2 separate regions of the Homo sapiens genome follow, and region 2 is linked to region 1. Evidence: read pairs that join two places in POLR2A ChIA-PET (ENCODE). Cell type or tissue: Panc1. All regions are shown on one strand. Each heading gives the region's core, and the rest is flanking DNA. Links, peaks and the distances in the headings are about the cores only.

Region 1 (8,231 bases), core at 1,491-5,490:
TCAAAAATGGCTATTTCTTAATGTGATATTAAATTTCAATTTTCTGTTTCCACAAGATACAAGAGGGTGTGGTCACAAAATAAATCATTTCATAGGAGTGATTAATGCTCTTTTACCAAGCTTTGTAGCTTTTTATTTTAGCATAATGTCCCACTTCTTCTAATTTTTAAGTTTGCCAACTGCAAAGTTCAGTGAGCATTGTAACTGTGATATGTAAAATATTAATCACTGGCCTATTTCTGTGGGAAATAACCCCAAATATCACCAAGCACATTGTTGACTTCTGAATATGAATTCAATCAACATGGATAAAGCATCTTAAACTAGTGCTCTGTACCATTTGTCATTTTAAATGAACACTTGTCCTGTTCATTTGAAATCTCACAGGAATAATTACACCTACACTCATTATGCTAGAGCATATTAAAATAGCATTCATTTGGTACCTACTCACAACATTTAAATGAAATTTTAAGACACTGGGCTGAAATTAATTTTGTATGCTAGGAAGTTTTATCATACAAAAATACACTTTATCTCAAATAATAAGCTTGAAATACTCAAATGAGAAAAGCCCTTTAGCATATTAACTTTGCACTACAGAGGAACAATTTCCATAGTTATTTCTTCAAAAGGAAAACACAATTTTCTTTTATATCAAAACAATGCAAACTTGATGGTTCTTAATTCTACATTTTCTATTAATAGTTTACAAACTTAAAAATTAAACTAAGTACACAATTGAAAGATTTTTTTTCTTACAAAGAACACGTTATACGTCATTTAAATTGCCAAATATCAAATAGTTTATTCTATTTCACTTTCTAGGGAAAAAAACCAACTGCTCCAAAAGAATGTGTTTTTCTCCCATTCTGGAAATCAACATGCAGTCTGAATCTAACATTACAGTGCGAGATGACATTGATGACATCAACACCAATATGTACCAACCACTATCATATCCGTTAAGCTTTCAAGTGTCTCTCACCGGATTTCTTATGTTAGAAATTGTGTTGGGACTTGGCAGCAACCTCACTGTATTGGTACTTTACTGCATGAAATCCAACTTAATCAACTCTGTCAGTAACATTATTACAATGAATCTTCATGTACTTGATGTAATAATTTGTGTGGGATGTATTCCTCTAACTATAGTTATCCTTCTGCTTTCACTGGAGAGTAACACTGCTCTCATTTGCTGTTTCCATGAGGCTTGTGTATCTTTTGCAAGTGTCTCAACAGCAATCAACGTTTTTGCTATCACTTTGGACAGATATGACATCTCTGTAAAACCTGCAAACCGAATTCTGACAATGGGCAGAGCTGTAATGTTAATGATATCCATTTGGATTTTTTCTTTTTTCTCTTTCCTGATTCCTTTTATTGAGGTAAATTTTTTCAGTCTTCAAAGTGGAAATACCTGGGAAAACAAGACACTTTTATGTGTCAGTACAAATGAATACTACACTGAACTGGGAATGTATTATCACCTGTTAGTACAGATCCCAATATTCTTTTTCACTGTTGTAGTAATGTTAATCACATACACCAAAATACTTCAGGCTCTTAATATTCGAATAGGCACAAGATTTTCAACAGGGCAGAAGAAGAAAGCAAGAAAGAAAAAGACAATTTCTCTAACCACACAACATGAGGCTACAGACATGTCACAAAGCAGTGGTGGGAGAAATGTAGTCTTTGGTGTAAGAACTTCAGTTTCTGTAATAATTGCCCTCCGGCGAGCTGTGAAACGACACCGTGAACGACGAGAAAGACAAAAGAGAGTCTTCAGGATGTCTTTATTGATTATTTCTACATTTCTTCTCTGCTGGACACCAATTTCTGTTTTAAATACCACCATTTTATGTTTAGGCCCAAGTGACCTTTTAGTAAAATTAAGATTGTGTTTTTTAGTCATGGCTTATGGAACAACTATATTTCACCCTCTATTATATGCATTCACTAGACAAAAATTTCAAAAGGTCTTGAAAAGTAAAATGAAAAAGCGAGTTGTTTCTATAGTAGAAGCTGATCCCCTGCCTAATAATGCTGTAATACACAACTCTTGGATAGATCCTAAAAGAAACAAAAAAATTACCTTTGAAGATAGTGAAATAAGAGAAAAATGTTTAGTGCCTCAGGTTGTCACAGACTAGAGAAAAGTCTCAGTTTCACCAAATCCACATTCAAATGAGTTTTAAATTTAAATTGTAAAAACTGATATTACTGCCAAATATAAGAAAAATATTTTAAGTATTGGTTATGTTGTAAATTTTCAATGTGAATGTCAATTAGATAGGTCATATATATTCAATTTCTTCATTACTTAATGTATTTGTTGCATGGCAGTTTGTTAAAGTACTATCATGTGTATATTTTGTCAATATTATGTCCAACAGAAAATATTCATGTAAGTCATATTTTTTAAGGAATAAATACATAGCCTTAAAACAGTGTATAACTTTAAAATGTAACTGACATAGGTATCCTTGCTTTATTTTTTAAGTTAAAATGCATTGTTTCTAAGCCACAAACTACAGATATATTTAGATTACAACTGGAGTAGCATTTTAATCTAAAAACCAAAATTATGGGCTCAAAACAATCCAGTATTTTCCATACCACTATGCTATGTTTCCTGGTATAGTGTATTTGCTATATTTGATGCATCACAAATAATTAAGTACGTATGAAGCTTTATTCTTTTAAATGTAAAAAATCATAGAATTTATCAAAATTTTAAAATTAATGAACCAAAAAAACCTCTGTATACACACCAAAATAGAGAAACTTTAAAATTCATGCTTACTAGGAAAAAAAAGATTGATTTTCTAAGTTCAAGGACAGTATGCCTATAATATACAAATGAAATGAAACTAAAGGGAAGGAAGAATACTAAAACACCAGCCTCTTTCTTCCTTCCTCACTTTGCTTAAGTCTAAGCCAAATGCTCTGGATTAATATAGTGCAATGATTTTAAAAAAAAAAAAAAAAAAAAAAAGAACAGTACATCAAAATAAGCTGACTTCCTAACTTTATTCAACTCAGCTCTTTTGTATAATAGAAAGTTAACTACCCAAATCTGAATACCAGGAATGAAAAAAAAAAGACTTTAAATCATTATAGAAAAGTCTAACAAAGCCTCTAATATTAGATACATACAACTTTAGGGTAATACACTTTATACAATGTTCCCACCAAATCATAGCTCCCAAGTAATTCAAAATGAGTTGTTTTATTTCCACACTGAAATCACTAAGGTAACAATAAGTCTTGTCACTTTTCTACCGTACCATCACTTAATTTAACTTTAGGCATTTTTCTCTCCCACCCTCAATTCATGTGGGAAAATCATGAAATTACTAACCCTAACTACAGATTACAAGAATTGGGAACCTCATATCAAACAAATATTTTCCAATTGTTATAATGTAATAATCTATCGATAAGTGTCAATATCACTATCAGAAATTTAGCAATAAGTTATTTAAAATAGGAAAATACTGCATTGTAATTGGTCAGCTGAACAACTTTTATTCTATTTTCTGAAACTGTATCCACTAAACCAAGTAGCAATTCATTTTTAAAGAAAATATTAAATGTCTAAAAATTCAATAATATATCACTTTTATATAAATAAATGAGATTTATCCAGTCTAGTTTACTGAATACCCTAATCCTTGGAGAAATGAATACCATGCAGTAGCTTGAACTCACTAAGGTTACATGACAAATTAAATAGTAATTTACTTCTGATAATAATGTTAACATAATGTCAAATCTTGGCAAAAGCCCAATTTCCTTCTGTCTTATTTTCTACTGTTTTTTGGAATTTAAAAAAATGCTTCAATTTGACAAAATGTAGCATAAGCAAGTAAGATATTTTTTGAAACCCCAAAGAGAAATTAACACTTCAGGCACAAAAGGATTAAGAAAATTTTCGTTTAGTAAATACATTTGGCACAGACCAGCTCCTAATCTTCTTTTATTTTTTACCCCAGGAAATAAAACAAGCTCATTAATATCTTCATTTAAGAATTTAAAAAATGAATTTTATAATTGGACTCCCAAGCATAAATTAAAATTTTAATATCTAGTTTTATAATCTCAATAAAAATTAGACTATTTTTAGAACCTTCATATTAAGAAAAACTCCCTTGTGTTTTAAATATTTTTACTCTTCAGGTTTATAACTATGCCAAAGAACTCAGTATAAAAAAGAGATTTCTAATATATTTGTCTAAACTGCTTTCATGCCTTCTTGTCCTCTGTAATAAGAAATTAAATAAGAAATAAATGGTAAATATTATATTGCCCTTTAAACTGCTATCATTTCTATACTTGACACTGAAGCAGACATTTAACAAGCATTGTTGACCATCCGTAATGATCTTTCAGGTATACAAAAGTGCATCAACTGATTTACGACAAAGAAAACTCATACCTATCAGAAAACTTCTAACAGCTTTTTAATGTGCTAAGTAGTATATAATATGTAAACCAAAATAATATGTGTTAAAAATTTAGCTTCAAGAACAAGTCACAACTATGTTTCCAACTACTGACCTCAGCTTAAATGTGAGAATGAGAAGCTTAGACAACTTTTTGTATTAAACATCTGTTCTATGAAAAGACGAAATATTTCTATTTTCTTTACGTTGGTCTTCATTACAATGTGTGAATTTTTCACTTTATTTCAAATAATTTTGCTCAAAAAAGCATTAAGGCTAATTCTTCCTGTTAGAATGAAAAAATTAAAAATGCAAAAGCAATAGAGGCAACAATAAACTCAATATGGGACCTTTCTTCAGACTAAATTTTTCTATCCATATATCATAAATCATAGGCATAGATATCAATTTCTACATAGTTAATTGGGTCAGTTCTTCCAAAGGATAAGAAGCCCTTAGTAGCCCTTAGTAGGGCTTATTCCGCATAGTATTTTAAATACCAACCAAAGATGAGCTCAACAAGATGTGGTAAATTTTATTTGCTTTGTTTTGTGTGTTAATTTAAGGGAGCTGTTACTCTACCAACTACTACTGAACAAATGTTCAAACTTATTGTGAAGGTAGAATTATTTATAATTATATGTCTTTTAAAAGGGCCATTCATGATAATTCTGTACTTCTGACCCAAGTCAATTTTTAGTTGTATGTTCTATTCTTTCATCCTTTAACTAAAATAACAGTAGTCTCCCCTTATCCATGGTTTTACCTGCTGCAGTTTCAGTTACCCATGGTCAGTTAGCATGGTCAACTCTGTGGTCCAAAAATATTAAATGGAAAATTCCAGAAATAAACAATTTATAAGTTTTAAATTGTTATATTTAAACTTATTTATAAATTTATGTATAATTGTACTACTTTATTATTAGTTGTTGTTATAGCCTACTGTGCCTAATATATGAATTAAACTTTATCATAGTTATGTATGTATAGGAAAAAAACATAGTACATGATATACTATATATAGGGTTCAATACTATCCATAGTTTCAGACATCCTCTGGTGGTCTTGGGATGTATACCTGAAGATAAGGGGGGAACAAATGTGTAGCAAAATCTCAGTTCCTTGGGCATTAAAAACCAGATTCCTCATTGAACTGAAATTAGACTTAAGGGTCAAAAAATCTAAAATCATTAGAAAACAGGACCTTAGTAGGGCTTATTCCACATAGTATTTCAAGGCTACCTCCCAAAGTCAATAAAACTTTTAATTTTATTGCATTTCATGATTACACAATTAAGTAAGCTTTGTGATTCAATTAGCATTTAAAATCTTACAGAAAAGAGGCATTTTGGCAGATACTTTGAATTATATGAAAGAGTCATTACCCTCAAGAGCTTAAAATCTAGAGTCAAGGTATTAAAAAGTATGGCATTACCTAAAATCAGAGGTAGATGTGGTAAATACTATAAAAGAAGAATAAAGTTCTTAATAGACTTTAGAAGAAAGGGATCATGTTGAATTTAAGAACAGTAAAAAGAAAAACATTGCTGAATAAAGCTGCTGCAGCATATTCTGGAAGAGCAAATTGTTCTTTGGAAGAAAGGTAATACAGTAGCGAGAAGTTATCTAGAAAGTTAAATTTGGGTCATAAGACAGAAAGCCTTCTATCTTATGCTAGAAGAGGTATCTGAGCAGGGGAATTACAAGGTGAAAAAATGAGCTTCAAAAAAACAAATAAAGCAGCAATACACAGAATTGATGAGACACAGAAGATAGGAAGCTGCTGCCATCACCTTCATAGCTAGTGAAAGGCCTGGCAAAAAGTGATGGCACTAGCTTGACAAGGGAGTGTACAGATGTGACAGGCAACGTGAAGGCAGAGTCAATATTTACTAACTAGCTAGGAAAGAAAACTGGCATAAGAGACTGAAGAATTAAAAATGATGACCATAAGGAAGACCATAAGAAACAGATTACCCGCAATACTCAAATAACTATTTAATTATGCTTTGCATAAATTACATTGATAACACAGGCAAAAACAAAAAGAATATCTGGCAAGGCGGAAAACTCAATGAAGTAAAATAACATTAAATAATGTTCTAGTTATTAGAAGCTATTCAGAATGAAAATTTCGAATTGACGTTTTAAATTATCTATTTTATATATTTTTCAATTGGTTCATTCCATTTTTCCATTAAACACATATTTTCTAACAACTATTTTAACTATAAAAATACACAGTGAGAAAATACCAATGTATATGAAGTGAAACACACAAATGTCATCCTTTGCTTTTTTCCCTGAATAACTTATTATGGGCATCCATCCAACTCTTTATAAACATATCGTCCTCATTCTTTGTTAATGGCTACATAAAAACAGTTTTTAATTAAAATGTTTTAAAATAGCAACATTTCTAAAGGATAATAGTAATGAAAGGGCAAATAAAGCTTTTTCTGTCCATTTAAGTGGCTTCAAACTGTATTTCAAAATCATGTTAGAAAATTCACATTTTCAGTTTCAATTAAAAATTAAAATTTTTAATAGCCAAGTTACCTTTGGCAACTGAGAAGGTTATATTTCAGAATGACGGCAAGAAGCAATGGGAAAACCATAAAATAATGTATTTCTTTTATCCTTTTCACTAAATAAGATGAGAAATAAGAAAACTAAAGTAAACTTTGACCAACTATTTTCTTTGTATCTCAGATGAGCACTTGTATGTACTCATGAATGTAAGCCCCCACTCAGGGACTGCAGTGAACTCTAAGAAAGTTAAAAATGAGTTGACCAATAATAAATGTTAGAAATTTTAAAAGTTCAGATCATATCGTAAAAGAGAAAGTAAGGAGATAAAAGAACCCAGATGAGGCTGGAAAAAGACCTAAAATATTCAAAGATGCTAAGCTCTTAGAGAAATACGAATAGAATACAGAATTGTAGGTTAGAGCTCACAAAAGAAAACTAATTTGAAGATTGACTTTTTTCTAAAAAGCATTCGAAAAAGCAAAAGACACCCCCATTGACAGGCTGCACATACTAGAAATATAACAACAAACAATGCATCATAACAAGCAGAATAAATATTAAATATTACAATTTACAGATATTTAGAACAAAATGGCATTGAAATGTGGAAACAAATGGAAAAGTGGGCTTACCACTAATACAAAAGCCATAACTTTTAAGAAATACTCATTTTTTTCAGGACAAAAAGAGCCAAGTGAACGTAATCACAATAATATTTCTTCCCTTGCTCATATTAAAACAACATGTGAAAATAATCCTACGTGTCTCTCCCATTCTATTCATACATTTTCTACAGGCCTCCATAAGCTGTATCCATGGCTTTCAAATATGACAGCTTTGTACTTGCACCAGCAAGTGGTAAAATGTGCTGTCATTCCTGTCACTGACACCAATATCAACTCCCTGCCACTATCAAACCCCGAAGCATCAAGTAAGATAAGGGAGGTGAGCTAAGTCTGTCTGGGATTGAGGTCATTTTCATCACCCTGCTTCCATGAGAGCAATATGTCATATTTTTCTCAGAGGTATTAAGCAAGGCAGACTACCAAAGCACATCAACCAATTTCTCAGGATGAAGAGAGAAAGTGGCTAGCGAGGATGACAAGGTTATGGGGAAACTGCTTTTCCCTCAGACAGCTGTGGACACATAATACTCATAAGATTTGAAAAATTAAAATTTAAATTTAATATAAAATTTTAAAATATTAATGCTAACAAATGAGAGCACTGGCCATATTAAACGTAGAC
Region 2 (8,231 bases), core at 2,084-6,083, 100 kb before region 1:
GGTTTAGCCTAGGAAGTGTTCACCTTATAATAATTCATTAAGCTACATGTTTATGTTTTTCTTTAAGTTTTATAATAAAAAGGTATTTTTAAAAAGCATGTATCTTAAAATTCCATTTATGCCTCTCCATTTACCCTTCTATAACATATAATGCACAGATAAATGTATGGACTACTTTTCACTGTATAGTAACAACTACAGTATCTATCTGGGTGATGAAATTTGGATATTCTGTGTTGTCTACTTTGCTTCATCATCATCTTTCTTCACTGTTTGACTTTCTCAACATTTATGTTTTATTGTTAAATATTTCAGGCATACAAAAAAGCATATAGAATAATGTTATGAACACTAACCACCAAGCTTTAAGAAATACAACACTAAATAAAGTGAAGTTTCCTTGTACTCTCCTTTGCTGGTCTCATTTCCCTTGCTCTCTCAACAGATGTAATGGTATCGGGTTTTGTAGTTTGTTTTTAAGAGACAGAGTCTTGTTATGTTGCTGAGGCTGGATTCAAACTCCTAGGCTCAAGTGATCCTTCCACCTCAGCATCCCAAGTAGCTGGGATTAGAGGCATGTGTCACCATGCCCAGCACTGGTATCTTAAATTTGTTGATCATTATTCCAATGTGCGTATTTACACTGTTAGTACATATGTGCACATGCAAAAACAATTTAATATGGTCTGTCATATTCTTAGGCTTTAAATTGGTATCAGGCTGTATGTATGTATCTGTAACTTTTTCATGTGCTGTTTTTGACCATTATCTATACTGGGAAATTTGTTAATTTAAATGCTGTGTATTAATCCCCTTAATAAACTAGTTTATCCATTGCTTGTACTTTTTCACTATTTGTAAACAATGAGGTAACAAAAATTCTTTTTTTTTTTTTTTTTTTTGAGATGGAGTCTTGCTCTGTTGCCCAGGCTTGAGTGCAATGGCACTATTTCGGCTCACTGCAACCTCTCCCTCCCAGGTTCAAGCGATTCTCCTGCCTCAGCCTCCTGAATAGCTGGGATTACAGGCATGCGCCACCACGCCCGGCTAATTTTTCTGTATTTTTAGTAGAGAGGGGGTTTTACCATGTTGGCCAGGCTGGTCTCAAACTCTTGACCTCAAGTGATCTGCCCACCTCAGTCTCCCAAAGTGCTGGGATTACAGGCATGAGCCAACACGCCGGCCAGGTAACAAAAATTCTTACATATACATGCCAGATTTTCCTTGCAGTATATTCTTAGAAAGTATAACATCATAAGGTGAACACATTTTCCACCTTAGAGATAAAATTGATAAAATTGAGTAAAGTGAATTTTATTCTCCTTGCATAGTTTACAAGAGTTTCTGCTCTTGTCCAGAACTTAGTTCTGTCTTAGATTTTGCCAATCTGATGATTAATTTCTATTTCCTTAATAACTAGTTCATCCTCCAAAAAGAGGCTGAATATCTTCTCACATGCTTATTGAATGTGTTCTTCTGTGACCTGCCTATTCATATTCTTTATCCATTTTTTTCTCTTGGGTTGTTTACCTTTTTCTTATTGAGTTACAGGCTGTTTACTTTTTATACTTAAAATTGTATTATTTATATTTATATATGTGCGTGTGTGTATAATTTTTTTTCTCTTCTTAGGAAGTCTCAGATTGAAAATGAGATCATGCACCATCACACTCATGAATGCGACTGTCAATCTCCTGTGTAGTGGTTGTGTTAGATACTCAACAGCTGTGAGCCATTCACTCTCAGAAACACACACTGACAGAATCCTATTATTTTTAAAATTTTGAAATAATCTTACACTTATAAAAAAATTGTAAGTATTGTAAAAAAAAATTTTCCCTGAACCACCTGGAAGTTACTGACCTCATGCCCATCATTCTTGAATATTTTAATGTGTATTTCCAACAAACAAGGACATTCTCCTACATAACTTCAATATAAACAAGATCAGGAAACTAACATTAATACTGTCTATAAAACATTTTAAAATATAAAATAATTGGCTGGGCGCGGTGGCTCACGCCTGTAATCTCAGCACTTTGGGAGGCCGAGGTGGGCGGATCACCTGAGGTCAGGAGTTCGAGACCAGCCTGGCCAACATGATGAAACCCCGTCTCTACTAAAAATATAAAAATTAGCTGGGCATGGTGGTGGGCTTCTGTAATCCCAGCTATTCAGGAGGCTGAGACAGGCGAATTGCTTAAACCCAGGCACCAGAGGTTGCAGTGAGCTAAGATCGTGCAATTGCATTCTAGCTTGGGTGACCAGAAACTCCAGCTAAAAAAAAAAAAAAAAAAATTTATATATATATATATACACACACAATAATTGTGATTATGCTTTTAAAGAAAATAATAAAGAACTGATGCTTAAGGTTTCTGTGTTAAATCATGGTATCCACTTGTCAACACATGGTAATAAGGCAGCTTTTTTTAATTCTCTCAACAAAAGAGGCATACATTAGGATTGACAGCACATGAATAACTGCTTTCATTTTTTTCCCCATTCTTGACGACACAAGGGGGAATGAGATTAAACTGCTCCTGGAAATTTAAACATTATATCAAACTTTCTGAGAATAATTGCTGGGAAAAGCCAAGAGTAAAATCTCCTCTGGCAAGTTCTTTACAAAGATCTCTTTCTGGAATAGTTTCAATACAAACCTATTCAGAGGCTAGGCCTAACCTTTAAAAATCTCTTTAAGACCTAAGATTCTTTCATCTCTTTTTATCCAGTACAACTTAAAAGTTATATATATTCAGTATTACGTAAGGTCACATTTATATAGCAAATATAAAAATAATAGGCCAGGCATGGTGGCTCATGCCTGCAATCCCAACACTTTGGGAGGCCAAGGAAAGAGGATTGCTTGAGGCCAGGAGTTCAAGACCAACTGGGGCAACATAGCAAAACTCCATCTATATTTTTTTAAATAAAAAATTAACAATCTAAAAAAAATTAAAAATTAATAAATAGCCACTTTTTTTCCTATTAGCTATGGATCAGGAACTGTTATTAATTCAATATGAGTTATTCCATCAACCCTGTGATGGATCAGAGTGCCTTCAACAGAAAAATGGGAGGAGAAAAACCAGAAACATTAACTATAGATAACATTTTGGGAAATTTTCCTGAAGACTGAAGAAATAACATGCAGGTAGTAGAGCTGAAGAAAGAAATTAAGATATATTTATTTAATTGGTTTTAAGCAAAAGGAGATACAATAACACAACTATATGTGAAGGGAAAGAGATGCAAAGAAAGAAACATTGTCAACCTGGTAGAAAGAAGGCATCTGCTAAAGCAATACCTTGTAGTGATGGGATCTAATACAACTGCAGAGTGCTTGGTCTTTGCTGGGAGAAAGCATAGTTCATCCTTACCAACAGGAAGGAAGAATGAATATAAGGGGAGAAACAGAGAGATGGAGTGGCAGCAAGTAAGTAAGGATGGACATAATCTGTGGTCTTTTCTATCTTCTTTTACGGAGAACTGTGTGTATATGTAAATATCACCAGGTATGTCTTGGTAGGAAAAGGTTTACAGACTCCTAATGAAAGGCTACTCCTCTCTACCTTGAATTTACCATCCTTTAATAGTTTTCTTTAGACTTTACTACAGTTGTAATGTTGCCAAGGATTTTATCAGTTTCTATGTCCACAGTCAGTCATTATTTTTCCTGGGTACCAGAATTATCATAAAGAAAAGTCCAGAAAGCTAAAGTAGAGACGGCATTCCTTAAAAAATATTTTCTGTCTTTAAGAAGTACATGGGAGGATAAGGATTTTAGAAGAAAAATATGTTCCTTGCCTTTTTATTTTTTATTTTTTGCATCTGTTTCCTCTCAACCAAATGACGCTACAGTTTATGGATCTTTATCTAGAAGTTCTGAATATACCAGTTGGCCAGTTCAATTCACTGATTAGACAAAAAAGATATAAATAAATTCTGAAACATAATTTCTTCTCTCATTTTCTGTCTACTAAAAAATGAGTCATTAGATTGCTTTGAAACATGAGTGTTTCACATACTATTCAAAAGACTTCTCAGTTATAAATAAATAAAGAAGCTAAATATAAACCACATCCATACCTCTCACAGCTGACTGGGAAGGCTGAGTCAAAACTTTTATGTCTAATGCACTGTTGATATTTTCTTCTAAAGTAGCACAATATCCATCCACAACACTGGTAATAGTATCCTTCAAAGTTCCAAGATTATAGAAAACCTGAAGAGCTGTTCCGACTTGAGTTGGATTCTTAAAAAAAGGTGGGGTGGGGTGGAAACAGATATAAATAGGAAAACAAACAAAATCAACATAAATATACAACTTTAAGCAGGACTTCAGCAGTCCTATCATATTTAAATACTACCATATTTTAAAATTATCAAAGACAAGAAAAAACACATTTTGAAGTGAAGATTATTTTTAAACTTTATTTCATAAAATACAAAGTTAAATACTATGTATATTATTTTCCCCCTTACCATTTTTGTCCTCCTTTAAAAAATAACAAGAAGTTTGAAAGTCTGTTGTATAATATTCGAGCTTATTTAAAATCTACCACCAATCCCTATAAAAAGAACCATATTAGAAATAACATTTGTTATTTCTACATTTGTTTGACAATAAATTAATTCTGTGGAGTTGACTGAGAGCTGAACCATGCAGACTTATTCATTATATTTCACTGACCCATTAATTCATTCTAACTACAAATATTTATACAGTGCCTACTGTATCTGTCATAGCTCTGAGTGCTGGAAAAACAGTAGTGAAACAAAACCAATTAAGTTCCTGTCTTCATGGAACTTACATTTATTGAGAAATGTACAAAACATAAATAAAACAGAATAACGGGTAGTAACAAGTGCTATAAAAACGTGAAGTAGGGAATAAGAATAGAGTATGATGGGAATTATTATACAGAGATTAGTCAGAGAATGCACCTCTGAGGTAATATTTAAACAAAGACTTGAATATACTGAGGGAGTCAAAGGAAGATATGGGAAAATACAGATCGGGGCAGTGGTATTAGCAAAAGTGCTGAGATAGCAATGTGCTTAGTATGCTAGGGAAAGAGCAAGAAGGCCATGATGGAGCAGAGTGAAGCAGAGAGGCAGAAGATGAGGGAGGTATTGAAATATCATCAATGAGTGGATTATGTCCAGAGTGATATAAATGGGTTGTTGGATTTGTGGCTAAGTTAACGAACAAATTACCAAGCTAGAAGTTGAGACACTGACATATATTTTCAGGCCCAAATAACTCAAAATCCTCTCACGCATTAGTAAGTGTCTGTTATCAGAGACACATGGTTAAAATGTTAAATTATTTCATTAACCTATTTTCTATACTAAGTTTATTTTAGAAGGTTACCTCTGAAATCTATTGGTGTTATTTTAATAATAGTACATGCTGCAGACATACACATAAACTCACACACAGAGGCAAAGTAGACTCAGCTTAAAGAAAATAACAGGAAACATGGCTGGTGAATAACAATACTCATTTGAGTTTTTTCTTTTTAATTAAACAATAAAAAGAACCAAATGGATATTATTTCAAATTAAAATGTTCTAATAAAAAAGCTTAATTTAGTATGGTCATAATAGAGCTTAATTTTATGTTGTAAATTCTCTATTAACGTATGCCAACAAGGAAAATAAGCTATTTTATAAAAAATTATTAACTGAAAACAAGGGGTATAGCATTTGCTTTTACTTTCTCCCAAGACTGTTTTATCTTTAAACTTTTTAGTAGACACCAAAAATCAAAATGAGGCAGCTGTAAAGAAATTTCCCATGTCATTATTTAAGTGTATGTATAATCCAAGAAAGCACTACTGGAGCAACATCAAAGAATACTTTCACCTCATAAAACTAGAATACAGATATACTTTAAAACTATATTTATTGCCTTTACTATTATCAGAGGATCTGAAAAGCATAGCTTCTCCACACACAGTACAGTTTCAGTGTTATCAGCTGAATGTACGCTGTAAGATTTATGCATACAACAACTAAAAAACACTTAAATTTTTCACTTAAAACACCTAGCTAAAATAAACCACTCTTCAAAATTCTCCGCTCCAAAAATTACTAACTTCCAACTTCTCAAAACATGTTTGAAAAGGTTACTTCTGAAATCTATTGGCATTATTTTAACGTAATGGTGTATTATATTACAAATATAGCTCATCATTAAAGAAGTATATATTACAGCATTATTTATAATACAATTTACAATATTTATAATTCTAGAAGTAATTTTAAACTTGTCAATTAACATGTTCACTTTTTCAATTAATGGCATTCATATTTATAGCTTAACACATAGATTATGCCAGTAAAAAAACTGCAAAATAATTACCTGAAATAAAATTCTTTAAGTAACATACATACAGAGGAGTATGCTAATTATGTAAGCACAGCTTTATTATCACAAAGTGAACACACCTAGTTAACTATCACCTAGATCATGAAGCTAAGTATTATCAGCACCTTTGAATCTTGTGTAGCTCCCCAAACTGCACCTTTCCAAATATTATCACTATCATTACTTCTAACACCAAAAATTTATTCTGTTTTTGAATTTCACATAAATGGAATTATACAGTATGTATTATCTTGTGGCTTGTCCCTTTTACTCAACATATTTTTTTGTGAAATTCGTCCATGTTGTTGGATGCAGCAGTAGTTGATTCATTTCTTACTGCTGTGCAGTATTCCACTGTAGTAATTTGCTTTAGTTTATCCATCCTACTGTTGATAAATAATAGGCTTACTTCTACCTTTAGGTATTTTAATTTATGCCGCCATGAACATTCTGTACACCTCTATTAGTGAACATATATACATATGCATTTCTGTAGGCAAAAGTAGAATTGCTAAATCATATTAGTACACTTAGAGTTTGTAGATACTGCCAATTTTACAAAGCCATTGCAGCAATTTACACTCCCACCAGCGATATATGAAAACTGTGGATGCCCCACAAATTTGCCAAAAATTCAAATGATCATTCCTTTAATTCTGGCTATTATTTTGAGTGAGTACTATGATTTTAATTTGTATTTCTATGATGACTAAAAAACTGAATACTTCTTACATGGTAATTACCCATTTGGATATCTTCTTTTGTGAAGAACTTATTCATATTTTGGCCCATTTTTTTTAACTAGTTGTTTTTTGTCATTTACATATAAAGTTGTTTATATATTTTGGATACAACCACTTTGATAATTATATGTACTGCAAATATGTTCTCCCACTCTTAATCAAGTATTTTAAGGAAAAGAAATTCCTAATTTGAATGTAGCCCATTTTATTAATCTTACTCTCTACGGTTTAGTACTTTTGGTATTGTTTGATAAGTGTTCCCCACCCCACATTCATAAAGATATCTTTCATTCATAAAGTTATCCTCCTGAAACTCTATTGGTTTATCTTTCATGCTCAGAAATACAATTCACCTGGAATTAATTTCTATACAATGTGAAATAGGAGTCAAGATTAGTGTTTTTCTACATGAATACCCAATTGATCAAAAAAAGAGCAAATAAAAATCACCCGCACTCCCGAAAAGTCACCTTTGCAATAAACCAAGTTTCTAAATATGTGTGTGAGTTTCTGGACTTTCAAATCTCTACCATTTCTCTATCCTTACAATTCACCTATCTAAATTACTGTAGCTTTAAATACCAGATTTGGCAATCCTCTGCCTCTGTTCTTCAATTTGGTATAGGCTCTTCTTGATATATGACACTTCCATATAAATTTCAAAATTGGCTTGACAAATGTCCTTTTTTTAAAAAAGTTTTCAGGTATTGTTTGAGATTGCATTAACTCTATAGATAAAATTAGAAATAATGGATATCTTTGTAATATTGAGTTCTCAAATCCATGAATATGGTATCTCTTTTCATTTACTCAGGTCTTTAATTTCTCTTAATGTTTTATAGATAGTTTTCTGTGAAAAAGTCTTATATATCTTTAGTTTAAATTATTTCTATTATTTTTTGATATAAATTGTATGTTTTTAAATTTTTTGTAAACAATCAGTAAATTGTTTTGACTTTTCTAACTATATAACCATGGTATTTCTGAATAATTTTTATTTCTCCCTTCCCATTCTCCTCTATCTCATTGCTTTTCTTATTACTTTGGCTAGGATCTTCAGTACTGCACTGAGTAGAAGAAATAAGAGTGGTTTTTTTGCATCATCCCTA

The links. Peaks named below come from ENCODE experiments on the same cell type or tissue, not always from the same donor. Only the 100,000 strongest peaks of a DNase experiment are listed, where the experiment ranks them.
Region 2: POLR2A ChIA-PET joins it to region 1 with 6 read pairs; 3 of 35 experiments call an interaction of 5 or more read pairs at or near these places.

Annotation. Positions count from the first base shown.
Region 1 is chr7:107,473,207-107,481,437 of GRCh38, forward strand. All of the region lies in intron 6 of COG5 (component of oligomeric golgi complex 5), which reads right to left. GPR22 (G protein-coupled receptor 22) reads left to right here. Exons shown (of 3, transcript NM_005295.3): 3 at 829-2,478. The coding sequence starts at 855. The coding sequence ends at 2,156. Among named protein-coding and RNA genes, the nearest start is that of GPR22, 7.3 kb to the left of the region's middle. RefSeq lists a silencer at 6,164-6,364. In Panc1, for the core only: no CTCF peak of the experiment used is centred there; no DNase peak of the experiment used is centred there.
Region 2 is chr7:107,368,503-107,376,733 of GRCh38, forward strand. COG5 (component of oligomeric golgi complex 5) reads right to left here. Exons shown (of 22, transcript NM_006348.5): 8 at 4,093-4,258. Among named protein-coding and RNA genes, the nearest start is that of GPR22, 97 kb to the right of the region's middle. In Panc1, for the core only: no CTCF peak of the experiment used is centred there; a DNase peak (open chromatin) is centred at 4,056.